2 separate regions of the Homo sapiens genome follow, and region 2 is linked to region 1. Evidence: chromatin contacts called from ENCODE Hi-C or POLR2A ChIA-PET data. All regions are on one chromosome and are shown on one strand. The core of a region is the stretch at or near the end of the contact, and the rest is flanking DNA. Distances in the headings are between cores, read along the strand shown. Region 1 has its middle 25 kb from the start of LINC02971. Region 2 holds the start of LINC03108 (long intergenic non-protein coding RNA 3108).

Region 1 (7,022 bases), core at 3,629-6,128:
CCTTCATGGGGATGCATCTCCTCACCGACACTGTAAATCAGCTGCCGGGGCAGGCCCGTGGCACAGGTGTGCACACACCTGGCAGCCTCAGCTCTATTCTCTGCTCACCAGAGTCCAGCAGCCAGCACATAATCCCCTTGTTAATACACTGCTCCACTCCTAATAAGAGCAGGGCAGCGTCCCAGGGCCTAAGGTTTACAGAGACTGCTGAAGAAGGGGCAGTTGGGTCCTTCACTCTTTGGTAGGGGAAGCAGGATAAAAGGGGCTGCTAGAATGTATGGCAGCGTGGAGGGCTGAGCAATGATTCAGAGCTGGGGGATCAGGGATGGCTTCATGGAAGAGGTGGAAATTGGCTTGAGTCTAGAAGGGTGAAGAGCGTGTGATATTGTTTCTTCATCGTCCACCTTCCTCAGACCAAGGAGAAAAGGGGACTTGGCCCCGTCAGAGGAGGTCACTGCCTGCTCCCTGCAGGGACAGGCGGGCCTGGCATCTACACCCTAGATTGGGCCCCTAACTCTACTTTGGTTAACTCTCTAACCCAGAAAGCATTCCTTCACCTCTTGAGCCCGTTTTTTTCCTCATAAAATAGGAAGAGTCACGTTGCCTCCCTTGCCAGTTTGCTGTGAGAATTAAGTGAAAGAGCAGAGTTACATTTCATCTGTGCTGACTTCCTTTCGGTTATGGACTGAATGTTTATGCTCCCCACAGCCCAACCAAAATTCCTATGTTGAAAAAAACCCAACTCCAAAGGTAACGAATGGCATTAGGAGGTGGGGCCTTTGGGAGGTGATTAGGTCCTGAGGTTGGAGCCCCTGCAAATGGGATTAGTGCCTTTATCAAAGGGACCCCAGAGAGGAGTCTCATTCTCTTCCCACCATGCAGGGACACAGCTAGAATGTGCCATCTGCAGTCCAGAAGAGGCTCTCACCAGAACCCAACCATGCTGGCACCCTGATTTCAGACCCCCAGTCTCCAGAACTGTGAGGAAGAACTGCGTGTTGTTTATAAGCCACTGGGCTCTGGTACTTTGTTACAGCAGCTGAAGCTAAGACATTTTCCCTCCTTCTTTAATAGGGATGATGGGCAGTAAAAAGCTTAGAGGAATTCAGCTGGACGTGGTGGCTCACACCTGTAATCCCAGCACTCTGGAAGGCCGAGGCAGGCGGATCACGAGGTCAGGAGATCGAGACCATCCTGGCTAACACGGTGAAACCCTGTCTCTACTAAAAATACAAAAAAATTAGCCGGGTGTGGTGGCGGGCGCTTGTAGTTCCAGCTACTCGGGAGGCTGAGGCAGGAGAATGGCGTGAACCCAGGAGGCGGGGCTTGCAGTGAGCCGAGATGGTGCCGCTGCACTCCAGCCTTGGCGACAGAGCAAGACTCTGTCTTAAAAAAAAAAAAAAAAAAAGCTTAGAGGAATTCAATCTTTGACAGACTTTGCATTCTAGGGTGCTGGATCAGGGGGGTCCCTGAAGCCCCTCAGGTCCCCAGTAGGTGATTCCTGACCAATGTCTTGCCAGCCTGGCTAATGTCTCATGTGCCCACAGAGCTTGACCCACCCACTCGGCCCCATGGGTTTGGGGTGGGGCTGCCACACCTCTCCTGGCTGTCCTGGCCAGGCTGGTATCTGGGCCAGTGCCTGGCTCCCCCATGCACAGGTCCAGGTGGAAGCAAGGACCAGTAGTCTGGATGCCAACCCAGGAACCTCCCAGCTCACATCCTCCTTGTCCATGGGGTTGAGGCCAACAGAGCAGCGGCCTTGGCCTCGAAGCAGTATGTTCACAGACACACCCACAACATCCCTCTTAGTTTGATGAACGAAAGTTCTGCTGACTGGGTTTCCTTTCAGGCCGGGAGCTGTCACGTGTTACCTGTCCTCTGTTACAATGTTTCCCATGGTTGGAGCTGGGATTCAGCATCCTGTCCCACCTGTGCCTGTTTGTGATGACTTCACATCATTAGGGGACAAGCCTATGGGATGAAAGGACCCCTTGCTGAGTCCCTCAGCTGGGCTTCTACTTCCTGCCAAAGGGGAACAAGCCTATGGGATGTATCCTTAGGGGACAAGCCTATGGGATGAAAGGACCCCTTGCTGAGTCCCTCAGCTGGGCTTCTACTTCCTGCCAAAGGGGAACAAGGGGAAACTTCCTTCGCAGAGATTGTGGGTCCTCCCTAAGAGCACTGTAGCCTTATCTTTTTTTTTTTTGAGACGGAGTCCCGCTCTGTCGCCCAGGCTGGAGTGCAGTGGCGCGATCTCCGCTCACTGCAAGCTCCGCCTCCCAGGTTCACGCCATTCTCCTGCCTCAGCCTCCTGAGTAGCTGGGACTGCAGGCGCCCGCCACCACGCCCGGCTAATTTTTTTGTATTTTTAGTAGAGAAGGGGTTTCACCCTGTTAGCCTGGATGGTCTCGATCTCCTGACCTTGTTATCCACCCGCTTCAGCCTCCCAAAGTGCTGGGATTACAGGTGTGAGCCACCGCGCCCAGCCCCCTTTTCAAGGTTGCTAACAGCTGGCTACCATTCCAACAAATCAGAAAGGAATATTACAGGAAAGGAAAAGAGAAGTGGTGTGATTGCAATTGTTGGTATAGGTGCCTGTCTTTCTAGGAGTCTGTTTGCAATTGGAGGGAAAGAGATCTGTTTTCCTCACTCTCATATCCCCAACACGCACACAGCCTGGGGAAAAGAGCTGGAGCCCCCTCACATGTATAGTGCCTACCAGCCGGCATGACAGCTCTGTGGAGCTATGCCCTTGTGTGAAGAAAAAGTCACCTCTTTCCTGGTGGAGGCAACCCTCAGAGCACATCCAACAGAGAAGCACAATCTGTATTTCAGCACCCATGCACCTTCCACTCCCCCCACACACTCCACACTCCTGGCTAAGCCAAGCACCTTTGTGCAGTGCCCAACCTGCACATCTGTTCATGGCATCCCTGAATGTAGAATGTGTTTAAAACATGTAGTTAGGTTGAATTCATCAATAGGGAGAGGCTGCAAATGCCAAGTATGCAGCCTAGTCCAAGTGGGTTTTTGCTGATTTGACTTTATACAAGGAATCAGGCTTTTTGGAAACCCCAGTTTCAGACTAAATAATGTGACCACTGTCATTTGAAAGGTTCTTGGTCTGCTCATGGACAGAACCCGAGGGGAAGAAACCTGTCCTGCATCCTAGAGATCCTGAGACTCCTGCCTAGCTTTGTCCAGGAACTCCTACAACAGCCCTGCTCCCATCAGCGTTACGGTGGAAAATAGCAGAAACATGGCTGGAGCCCTCCAGCTGCCCCGCCCCCTCCCCAGTCTACACCGGGGCTCCCAGCGTAGGAGCCAGCACCCAACTCAGCACAGCTTGATGCCCAAGCTCTGCTTCCCCATGGGGGAGACAATTCGCCTGAGAAATATTAACGCCACCTACTTTACAACAGAATGACGATTTAAATGCTGCATGGGTCCAAGGCACAGGGCCTTTATTCTAGATCTCCATCCCCCTCCCTCCAGGGCTCGCATGCTATTCCTGACTCCTAGCAACCCAAAAGGTACAGCCCCAGCGGCACCATAGACGAACGAAACTGTCTGTCCTGTGTCGGGCCCAGTCCACCGACCTGGCTGCAGCCACCTCCTCCTGTGCTGCCCCAGGTGTGTCCTCCTCGTTGGGGGAGAATCGCTCCAAGTCAAGGGTAGACATGGAGCTGTAGTCTCTAAATATGGGAGCCTAGAGGAGTAGAGGAACTCACCTTTAGATCCATGAGAATGCGAGGACAATAGCAGATCCAACTTCGTTCTTCAGCATTCACCTAACATTCGATTTAATTCAACAGATATTTATCATGTGCTTAGGACGTGTCAGGCACTGTTCCTGGGCATTGGGGTACGGGGATGAACAAGCTCTGAATATCTGCCTCTGCAGAGCTTCTAATGTAGTCACATTTCTCTTTCATGGGCATTGATCCCCCAGAGCACGCCACGTCAGCAGGCTCTCACTTGCTATGCCATTCACATTCTGCCTAATCTTCATTGTGCAAAACAGAGAGAGATTGAGTCCAGCCTGGGAGTGACAGTGCCTAATGGGAGAGGCACTGCCACCAGCACAGGACTCATCCCCATGAGGCATGTTGATTTTCCTTTCGTCTTTCTACACATTTCCCCTCTCTCAGTTTTCTTTTCTCTTTCCATACTATTTCCTCTTTGTCTTTCTTCCATCCTCTTTTCTTTCCTGCTCGCCCTTGGGTTCATGGCTCAGCACTATTATTGGCACTGCTGACCCGGCAAAGCACATCCACCTCTGCGATGTTTTCCAAGAGCAGGGGATCAGAGGGATGTCCTTCTGCTGGGGCCAGTGCCTGAGGAAGACCCTGTTGGCCATGGATGGGAACTGATTCTGGGCTTACACCACAGCTCCAAAGGAAAGGGGCCGGGGATGTGTCTACACAGGCCTGACTGACCTGGCAAGAAAGTGACATGCGCACTGACTGGCCCAGAGGAACTCTGATAAGAGGAGATGCCAGGGCTGAAGCTCCTCCCAAATGCTTTCTCCAGGCTCTGTGTGACAACAACTGCCCTTCAGGCTCACTCCACCTCTCATCCGCTGTCCACAGCTCAGGGCCCCAGAGGCTACCATACCCACAGGGGACACTCCTCCAAGATCCTGGGGATGAGGATGAAAATGTCAGCCTCCCCGCCCACGGTCAATGAGGGTCAACATTAAATCAGAACTTTAACTTTGCAGTAGCAGCCACTGGGAGCAATTTTCTAGAAATGTGCTGCTGACCACATTAGCATATCCCAAACTAAATGTAAATGCACATACGCTGAGTTACAGTCTTGGAAACTGAAATCTGTTTTGAGCTATAGAAAATGAAAAAGTGATGTGTGCAAGGAATCTATGCAAAGGAGCCTCAAAGAGGAAGAATGAGTCAGGCTTGCCCCACATAACCAGAGACCATGGCCAGCACCCAAGGGCCAGGCTCTGCCAAGCCAGACAAAGGTCCTTCAGCCAGTGACACTCCAAAATCTCTCAAAAGCGATCCAGAAACCAAGTGTGGTGGTACACACTGTAGGCTCAGCTACTCAGGAGGCTGGGATGGGAATTGGAGGCCACAGTGTACCATGATCACACCTGTGAATGACCACTTCACTCCAGCCTGAGCAACATACTGAGACCCCATCTCTAACAACAACAACAACAACAAAGTGACCCAGGGGTTTGAATCACTAAAAAAAACTAAGGGTATTTTGTGTCCATTTCCTTTTCTTTTTTCTTTTTTTTTTTTAAAGAAGGCTGGAGTGCAGTGATGTGATCACAGCTCACTGCAGTCTCAACCTCCCAGGCTCTCAAGCAATCCTTCTACCTCAGTTTCCTTAGTAGCTAGGACTACAGGCATGGGCCAGCACACCTAGTTAATTTTTTTTATTTTTTTATTTTTATTTTTGAGATGGAATCTCTCTCTGTTGCCCAGGCTGGAGTGCAGTGGCATGATCTCGGCTCACTGCGACCTCAGCCTCCCGGGTTCAAGCGATTCTCCTGCCTCAGCCTCCTGAGTAGCTGGGACTACAGGTGCCTGCCACCACGCCTGGCTAATTTTTTGTATTTTTAGTAGAGATGGGGTTTCACCGTGTTAGCCAGGATGGTCTCGATCTCCTGACCTCGTGATCCACCCACCTCGGCCTCCCAAAGTGCTGAGATTACAGGCATGAGCCACCTCACCTGGCCAATTTTTTTATTTTTATTTTTTGTAAAGCTGGACTCTCACTATGTTGTCCAGGCTGGTCTTGAACTCCTGGGCTCAAGCAATCCTCCTACCCCAGTCTCCCAAAGTGCTGGGATCTCAGGCATGAGCCGCCGTGCCCAGCCCTATTTCTGTTTTTTAACTCAAATAAATTGATTATTTAAATCATCCGCCTCTGAAACAGAACTGTTTAAGAATGTCCTGGTTGTGTGACTGTTTGCAGAAACGAGTGAGCGTACTTGTGACTCAACCACTCACTCCCTGTGACCGTCAGTGGATTTGACCATATACAGTCTTTCATTAAGTTAGTCTTTGTCATATATTGCTTATTTTACTTCCACGGTGGAGCACTGGCTGAAGACAAGAAGCATAAGAACCCTGATGATGAAATACAGGAACTTCACAACAAGCATAAAATGAGCCGCGCACCATGCCTTATGCCTGTAATCTCAGCACTTTGAAAGGCTGAAGTTGGGGGATTGCTTGAGGCCAGAAGTTTGAGACCAGCCTGGGCAACATACTGAGACCCCATCTCTACAAAAAAATTAAAAATAAACTAGCCAGACTGGGCAGCAGAGTGAGATCCTGTTTCTAAAAAAATAAAAATAAATAAATAAATAAAATGGTAATAATTCAGCAAATTTATCTGAAGATTATTTTCACCAGACCCAGAGTTTTTGTACTTCAAAAATGTAAGTTGAAAGAAAAAAATGTATATATTGGTGATTCTATCTAATTTGGCTTTTTATTTATTGGTGACAAAAAAAATCCATATACTATAATGTATTATTTGAAAAGAACAGCTGAAATCTCCTGTCTGATTATGTCCGTTAGAAATAAAATGTCAGGTGGTTCACGCCTGTAATCCCAACACTTTGGGAGGCCAAGGTGGGCGGATCACGAGGTCAGGAGTTGGTTGAAACCCCATCTCAACCAAAATTACAAAAATTAGCCTGGCGTGGTGGATCATGCCTGTAATCCCAGCTACTCGGGAGGCTGAGGCAGGAGAATCGCTTGAACCCAGGAGGGGGAGTTCAAGTGATTTCTTACAGTGAGCCAAGCTCGCACCACTGCACTCCAGCCTGGGTGACAGAGTGAGACTTGGTCTCAAGAAAAATAAAATGTCAGAAATTATAAAAATAGACATATTTAAGTCTCAAATATAAGCATTCCAAATGTCAGGAAAATTAAAACAGTTGCGGATTTTCATGTGTTATAACATATATATGTTACATGTTTTTATATGCTATAACATTATAAAATATATACATTTAGTAAAAAAATCAAACTTTTTTGCTT
Region 2 (7,104 bases), core at 1,517-4,016, 47 kb after region 1:
CTGGGGGTTAGATATTCAACCACAACAAAAGCAGAGCAGGAAGAGATGTAAACAAATGTGCAGAGCCCTGGCAGAAGCTTGGCACTGTGCCAGGCAGGAGAGAGAAAAAGTGGGAGAGACATTATCTCAACGTGATTGAATGATGAAATGATAGCCCTGGTGAGTGAGTGAATAGGTGGATGGATCAATCATGAATGAATTGAATGAACATCAAAACTGCTCCCCGAATCCAGAGGACTCAACAAACTCCAGGCATACCAAGTCCAGAAGCCGAGTCCAGAGCTGACAGCCTATTCCCATCTCTATCTCCCACGGAGCTGCAGAGATCATTAGGGAACTAACGTGGCCACTGCTTCATGCCCACAGAGGCCCACCAGCTCTTTCCTAGAGCAGAACCACCGTGCAGAGAGGTGAGGCACTCCCAGATGAAATCCAGGCCTTCCCCATCTGTGAGCCCTTTCCCAAAGTGGGCTCACAGCAGCCCACAGTCACAAAGCAGAACTGAAACCCCCTACAGGCAGCATCTCAGGTCAGCTGTGCGGACAGCGCTACCTGCCACAGGCCACACCAGCTGCAGTGCGGTGACGGGTGGTGTTCTATGCCTGGGATAGTGTCACCCTGCCAAATGAGAGTGAAAGTCTCCACATCCTCCACGCCATCCCCTCAAAACACTCCCGGTGCCCGAAACTGTACCCCTAAGTAAGGAAGCCAAATTAGAGGAACAGAGAGGGAACATGCCCCTGAGCTTTCTCATCAGTGCATTCTTCCACGCACTGCAGATAATTCAGCTACGTCACTCAATTATGATTGTCTGTGCTGTGAGTGTTTACTTAATCAATCTTCAAAGAGCTTTCCAGATGGGTGTTTTGGTGACTAAATCAAGGTCAGAGTTCCTCCTGCAATCAAGCAGAGGCAGCAGGGGGCAGGCCCAGCTGACAGTCATCTGATCTCCGCAGCTGTGCACAAACTTTGAACCAGTCCAGTGTCTCTTTCAGGCTCCCCATGAACCCCAGTCCTTAGTCCACTCCTGAATTGCAACAACACACAACACAAATGCACACAGCGATGCCTCCCTTTCTTGGATGACTCTTTTATATCATGTTCCTGCACATTCTCCCTCCAGTCCAAACATAAGCAAGTTGCACAGCGTATCCATGAATCTTTCCTTTATTACAGAATCTGCACTCCAAAAGCACTGGCTTGGTATTTCCTCTGCCCCGGTAGGGATTTTTATGGGGTTTTTATTTGGTTTCATTTTTGCCATGCTTCTGAGAATGGTTCTTTTGTTCTTCCTTCACTCACCGCTTAGATCCTCCAAGGCATTCCACTCAGAAAATCACACGGCTGCTGCCCCCACTCCAAAAAAAGGGAGCTGAGAAAAACCCCCATTTTCCTATGGATTTTCAAGCCAAAAAACAATGGGCTCTGTGGACAGATGTCACCCCTCCCCCAGGCCATGCCCCTCACTGCCAGGCAGGGGAAGCAGAGGCGAAGGAGGAGGGCCCACTGCGCCCTAGGACTTGGGAATAGCTCTCAGCACCACGGTGGTGGGCTCCATTGTATGTCTTCCAGGACAGGGGCCCCTTCTTCTGGAAAGTACCCCCTCCCTAGCACAAATCAGAGTCCAGATGTGAGCAGGCATCAGTTCAGCTCTTCCCAAGCCGCAGTGTTTGAGCCAATGATGGTCACCTGGCCCCAGTGAAGGCCGTGAAGGCCCCTCTCTGTCCCTTTCTGGCAGTGAAGTCATGAGGTACAATAAGCAAAAGCTGCCATCGTGCACATTACCTGCCATAGAGAGGAAGCTTAGCAAAGAGATTTAGATCAGTATTCAGAGGAAGTTGAGGCGTGAGAAAAGAGAGAGCACGTGGCAGTGTTGGCTCCCAGTTGCAGGTGTCCAGGGTCACACAAAGCCCCCTTTTAAAAGCCCAGGCTGGTTTGACTTGCATTTCTCTCTCTAGAAGCTCTCAAGTCCTTGTTGAATATGGCAGTGACTGGATGCTGGCCATCCTACCTGAACTAGACCAGCCGAGCCTCTGCTCTGGCCAAGCAAATGGGAGGAGATGGAGGGAGAAAAGAGGAAATGGGAGAGACTGGGCCGGAAGAAGAACCCCTGTCCAAGGTGATGGAGGGCGTCGGAACACAGAACACCTGTAGCAGTTTTGCAGAGGGCTTCCAATTCTTTATCAAGCCTGCACCCGACTCTTAGGTTATACAGTCTTAGGCACAAGCAATTATCTGAATAATTGGAGTGTTTCTTAGAAGAGGTTTTAGGTGTCAGCAGCGATGTCTGTTCAGACGGCACACTAGTGACAGATCCTTGGAAAACTCCATGCTCTAGAAGAAAAAGCCAATCCTGACTTTTCACTTCGGAATGTCTCAGCTCCCCACCTGACCCTCTCCTATCGTATCATTGGCTAAATAGACAAAGGGACCACAAGAAAACTACCTCCTCCTTCAACTGCCTCCTCCATCAGTCTAGCGCCTGCCTAGGTGGAGCCCCTGAGAACTATGCTGCTCCCCCAAATGCAACTCCCACAAAGGAGGGAGCTCTTGAGGCAGGCACAGATCCAGGATTTGCCTCGGCTCTCTATGTCACTAGCCTCTCTCAGCTGAAACCACAGGAAGGCCTCAGGTCAGAAGGCTTACCCAATGTGAAGCAAGGTCATAGGGTCCAGCTGAGCCCCCTCACTCATCCAAAGGGGTCAAGGGAGGGCCAGCGGCTACAAGGGGTCAGAGCCTCAGGTTTGACTCCAAGTTCAAAGAATCTAGCTAAAGCCACACTGTGCCCCCTGGCACCACCCTCAGAAACAGATCCAATCCTGAGTCAGAGAGGAAGCAGACACTCACTGAATCACGCATCCACTTCCTCCTACCCACAGCCGCTCAGCCAAGACCAGCAGCCGCTTCCAAGGGACAAATTAGTGACTGACACTCGGAAAAGTTGATGCTGTAAAGGAGAGCAAGCAGGGCGCCACGCACGCGGTGTGAACCACCAGGACCGAGTTTACTGTGGCTCCCCACCCCCTGCATTTTTCAGAGTAAAACTGCACATTTTGTAACAGCCCCTATCCTGTCCTGCACTGACCTTGGCTGTGTTATTTTTCACTTCCCTGTTCAGAACACAGCCACACTTTCCAAATGCCATGAATCATCACCACCGAGCAACGGCCATTTAGCAAGGCAGGAAACCACTGCGCACCAGGCCTGGAAGGAGTAGCTCCCTGCAGTGGGCCTCTCCCACCCTGGCTGTTCGTCGTGGCAAGAGTCCACCACGGAGGCTGGCAGGGCAGAGTTGCCACCCCATGTTCTCAGTTTCTCCACCATCGTCCCTGGGGGCTTCCAGTTCCCCCTTGCACTAGGTCACAGGCAGCGTTAGCCATCTTCTGACTTTCCCGAAGCCTCTCTTGGTTGCATTGGCTGAAATGAAGCTGTCACCTTCCAATCTCGGAAGGGAGAGAAATTCTTGGTGACATTGGCTGAAGTGAAGCTGTCATCTTCCTATCCCAGAAAGGAAAGAAATGGGGAGACCCATTCGAGACCAAGGGAGGCCAGGCGCCATGGCTCACGCCTGTAATCCCAGCACTTACGGAGGCCGAGGCAGGCAGATCGCTTGAGTCCAGGAGTTCGAGACCAGCCTGGGCAACATGGTGAAACCCCGTCTCTACTAAAAATACAAAAATTACCCAGGCTTGGTGGTACATGCCTTTAGTCCCATTTACTTGTGGGGCCGAAGCAAGAAGATCCCTTGAGCCAGGGAGGTCAGGTAGATTAGATCAGGTGGATCTTGCACAGACATCAACAAGACATGGGACGTGCATTCTGCCTGCAAGTGGCCTTGCAGTTATAGGCAAATGTCATCCTGTCATCCTTTATGACCAGAGCCATGCAGGCTTCTAGATGCCATTCAACCAGTTCCTGAAAGTAGTCACCGGTGAGTCCATAAATCAATCAATCAACAAAATATTATTACCCTCAAATGGTTATCAAACTGTTCTGTGCTAGGCACCTGGCACCATGGCTCTCTGAATAACATATGTCTGCCTTCATGCCAGCCTTAGTTCCTCATGTAGTAATGATATCCTCATATGAAGTCATTATTTTTGCCTCTATTTAACCATAAACAGTACCATTCAAAAGTAAAATGATCTAGGAAAGGCAAATCAATACAACAATAAAACATCAGTTTTAACCTATCAGATTGGCCAAAACTTTAAATATTGTCAATGGCTAGTGTTGGCCAGAGAGTGTGGAAATGGGAACTCTCCTTATTATTGGTAGATGTTTAGTGTTATACATTTTCTGGGAGAAATTTGACCCTGTACATTAAAATTATTCATGAGTACTCTTTGTCTTCTTAATTTTAAAACTAGGAATTTATTCTCAGTTGAGCCACCAGAAAAAAATTGCACAGATAGTCATCACAGTGTGGCAAATAAATCTAAAAAATAAATAAAGCTGAAACAACCTAGAAGTGATTGAGTCAGTGACTTATAGTATGTTTAATCATATGCTATGCAACCATTAAACATAATGTTGGAAATCTACATCCAAAGCCATAGGAAGATATTCACATGGATCATTCTGATAGATAAAAAGTAGGAGCTGATACAACATTTGCAGCCCATTTATGTAAAAATGTTGTTGTGAGGGCGTATTCATAAAAGAGACACCTGGAGGCTTATCAAATCGTTGACAGTGGTCACCTCTGCAGAGTGGGATTTGGGGATGATTTTTACTTTCCTCACATTTTCTGTATGTCTTAAAATTGCCTACAATACATATGAAGCATACTTACAGTCAGAAAATATACACACATTGGCCTGGCGTGGTGGCTCACGCCTGTAATCTCAGCACTTTGGGAGGCCGAGGTGGGTGGATCACCTGAGGTCAGGAGTTCGAAACCAGCCTGACCAATATGGTAAAAACCCGTCTTTACTAAAAATACAAAAATTAGCCCAGCGCAGTGGCATGCACCTGTAATCCCAGCTACTCGGGAGGCTGAGGCAGGAAAATCGCTTGAACTAGGGAGGCGGAGGTTGCAGTGGGCCGAGATCATGCCACTGCACTCCAGCCTGGGCAACAGAGCAAGACTCTGTCTCAAAAAAAAAAAAAAAATTTAAAAAGAGAGAAAATATACACACATTTCTTTTCATTTTAAAACCAAATGCAACACAAATCTAAAAGCTGTTTGCCTAACAGATCATATCTGTGCAAGATAAGTTTTACATGTTCTCTTTCTGATGGAAGATGTTTCTGCGGACATTCCACCAGAAGGTCGTGGGTCCTAAGCTGTTTTTCCAGAGCTCTGATAGGCTGAACTGAATTATGTTCACACTCTCTTACGCAGCCCCTGTGTGGCAACCTGATGGATCAGGATGGCTGACCAGGGGTGGAGGGGTAGAGACAGGGACATGGCAGAGTTTTCTCCAACAGGTGCCAAGTATCCAGTGTGGTAATCAAATCCCAGCTTGGAATTAACTAAATTAACTACCACAGACCTCTCTGGGTGGCCAAGCAAATTCAGACGTTTTGAAAATATATAACTCACAACCTCTCTCTCTCCTCAGCTCCAGAAATAAATTCCAGACCCTTGGAGATCACAAAAACCTAAAGCCAGAAAGATCCGTAGGCAGTCATGTATTTTGGACTCCTCGTTTGACGTTTGAGGGAACCAAGGCTCAGAGAAGTGAAGTGACTTACTCAAGGTCACACAGCATAAGGGTGGCAGACACAAGAGAGCTTGTGTCTCTTCATCTGTAATCCAAGGTTGCTTTTGCTATAATGCATCTAGCACCAGTACAGTGGGCAGGGGTGGGTGTTAGTGTGGAAGATGTCCTTCATACCATCATAAACGGTTCCTGTGAGGGGTCCAGAATATACTATGATGGCCTCTGGCCCTGTAGAAGAGTCTAGTTAGAGTTACATGTGAGCATTCTTAACCAGAAAGTCATGTATTTTTCTGAAAGGGGATAGAGAGAGAGCTTTCACTATATTTCAAAGGGGTCCCATCACACAAGGAAAACTAAAAATGGATGAACTAAAGCATGGGTTAGCAGATGTTTTCTATCAAGCTCCATCGAGTAAATATTTTGGGCTTTGCAGGCCGCATGGTCTCTCTCCCAGCTACTCAACTCTGCCCTTGTACTGTGAAAGCAGCCATTGATCAAATGTGAACAAACGGGCATGGTTGTGTTCCAATAAAGCTTTATTTACAAAAACAAGCTGTGGGCCAGATTTCGCCCAGGTTTGCCAACCCCAAAACCTAAGGATCCGATCAACTTCCTTTCTATTACATTAGATGCTGCTTGCCCCTGCTCTCGGGTGAACTGAATGACATCCATATTCCTGGCAATGGATCCAGCACTTAGCCAGGGACCACCAAGGAAGTGGAGAGGCACATAAAAGGCATTCGTTTCACTTTTTCATTAAACAACAACTTCTTTGAATTCCTAATTGGAAACTTTCACACAAGAATCGAGGTTGCTGCAACTCATTTCCTGCTGCCCTGCTTGCAGTGTATTTTCAGCAAAATAATTGTTGAGTGTGGAGGCTGACATTTGACCTCTGGTGGCTGCCAGCAACATACTTTGCTGACTCATTTGCATATATGGTGTTCGAAACACACTGGCACATTCTTCCCTTTTCGCATGAAGCCCAGACGTCCTTGATTAACTGGAGACTAAAATAAGATCTCAAGGTGGAGCGAGGCTAGGAGGGAACTGGAGATTTTTTTCTCCTGTTGTGGCCAAGGAGCACTTTTTTTTTTTTTTTTTTGAGACTGAGTCTCACTCTGTCGCCCAGGCTGGAGTGCAGTGGCGCGATCTCGGCTCACTGCAGCCTCCGTCTCTCGGGTTCAAGCGATTCTCCCACCTCAACCTCCCGAGTAGTGGGGACTGCAGGCGCGTGCCACCACACCCGGCTAATATTTTATTTTTAGTAGAGACGGGGAGTACAGTGGCACGATCTTGGCTCACTGCAACCTCCACCTCCTGGGTTCAAGCGATTCTTCTGCCTCAACCTCCCGAGTAGCCAGGACTACAGGCACGTGCCACCACACCCATCTAATTTTTCATTTTTAGTAGAGACAGGGTTTCACCATGTTGG

The links. Hi-C counts contacts between places; a loop is a spot of excess contacts on that map. ChIA-PET counts read pairs that join two places held with the same protein, here RNA polymerase II (POLR2A). Pooled maps may share reads with other maps.
Region 2: a loop to region 1 is called in a map of CD14-positive monocyte, with 6 times the contacts of the local background. The contact joins the promoter of LINC03108 here to the enhancer-like site in region 1. A Hi-C loop is called at or near these places in 42 of 168 maps with a recorded cell type or tissue (B cell, CD14-positive monocyte, CD4-positive, alpha-beta memory T cell and 26 more), 37 of 37 single-sample maps with no recorded cell type and 30 of 50 pooled maps. POLR2A ChIA-PET finds 5 or more read pairs at or near these places in 34 of 52 experiments (A549, AG04449, AG04450 and 26 more).

Annotation. Positions count from the first base shown.
Region 1 is chr1:234,928,738-234,935,759 of GRCh38, forward strand. No RefSeq gene overlaps it. Among named protein-coding and RNA genes, the nearest start is that of LINC02971, 25 kb to the right of the region's middle. RefSeq lists an enhancer at 3,463-3,963. Within about 2 kb of position 4,879, at least 20 of the 41 ENCODE cell types and tissues checked have a DNase peak (open chromatin) inside an H3K27ac peak, as active enhancers do; they include CD14-positive monocyte, GM12878, IMR-90 and 9 more, where a contact is called at or near this core.
Region 2 is chr1:234,978,010-234,985,113 of GRCh38, forward strand. LINC03108 (long intergenic non-protein coding RNA 3108) reads right to left here and starts at 2,767. Exons shown (of 2, transcript NR_186308.1): 1 at 2,647-2,767; 2 at 1-2,334. RefSeq lists an enhancer at 1,526-2,029.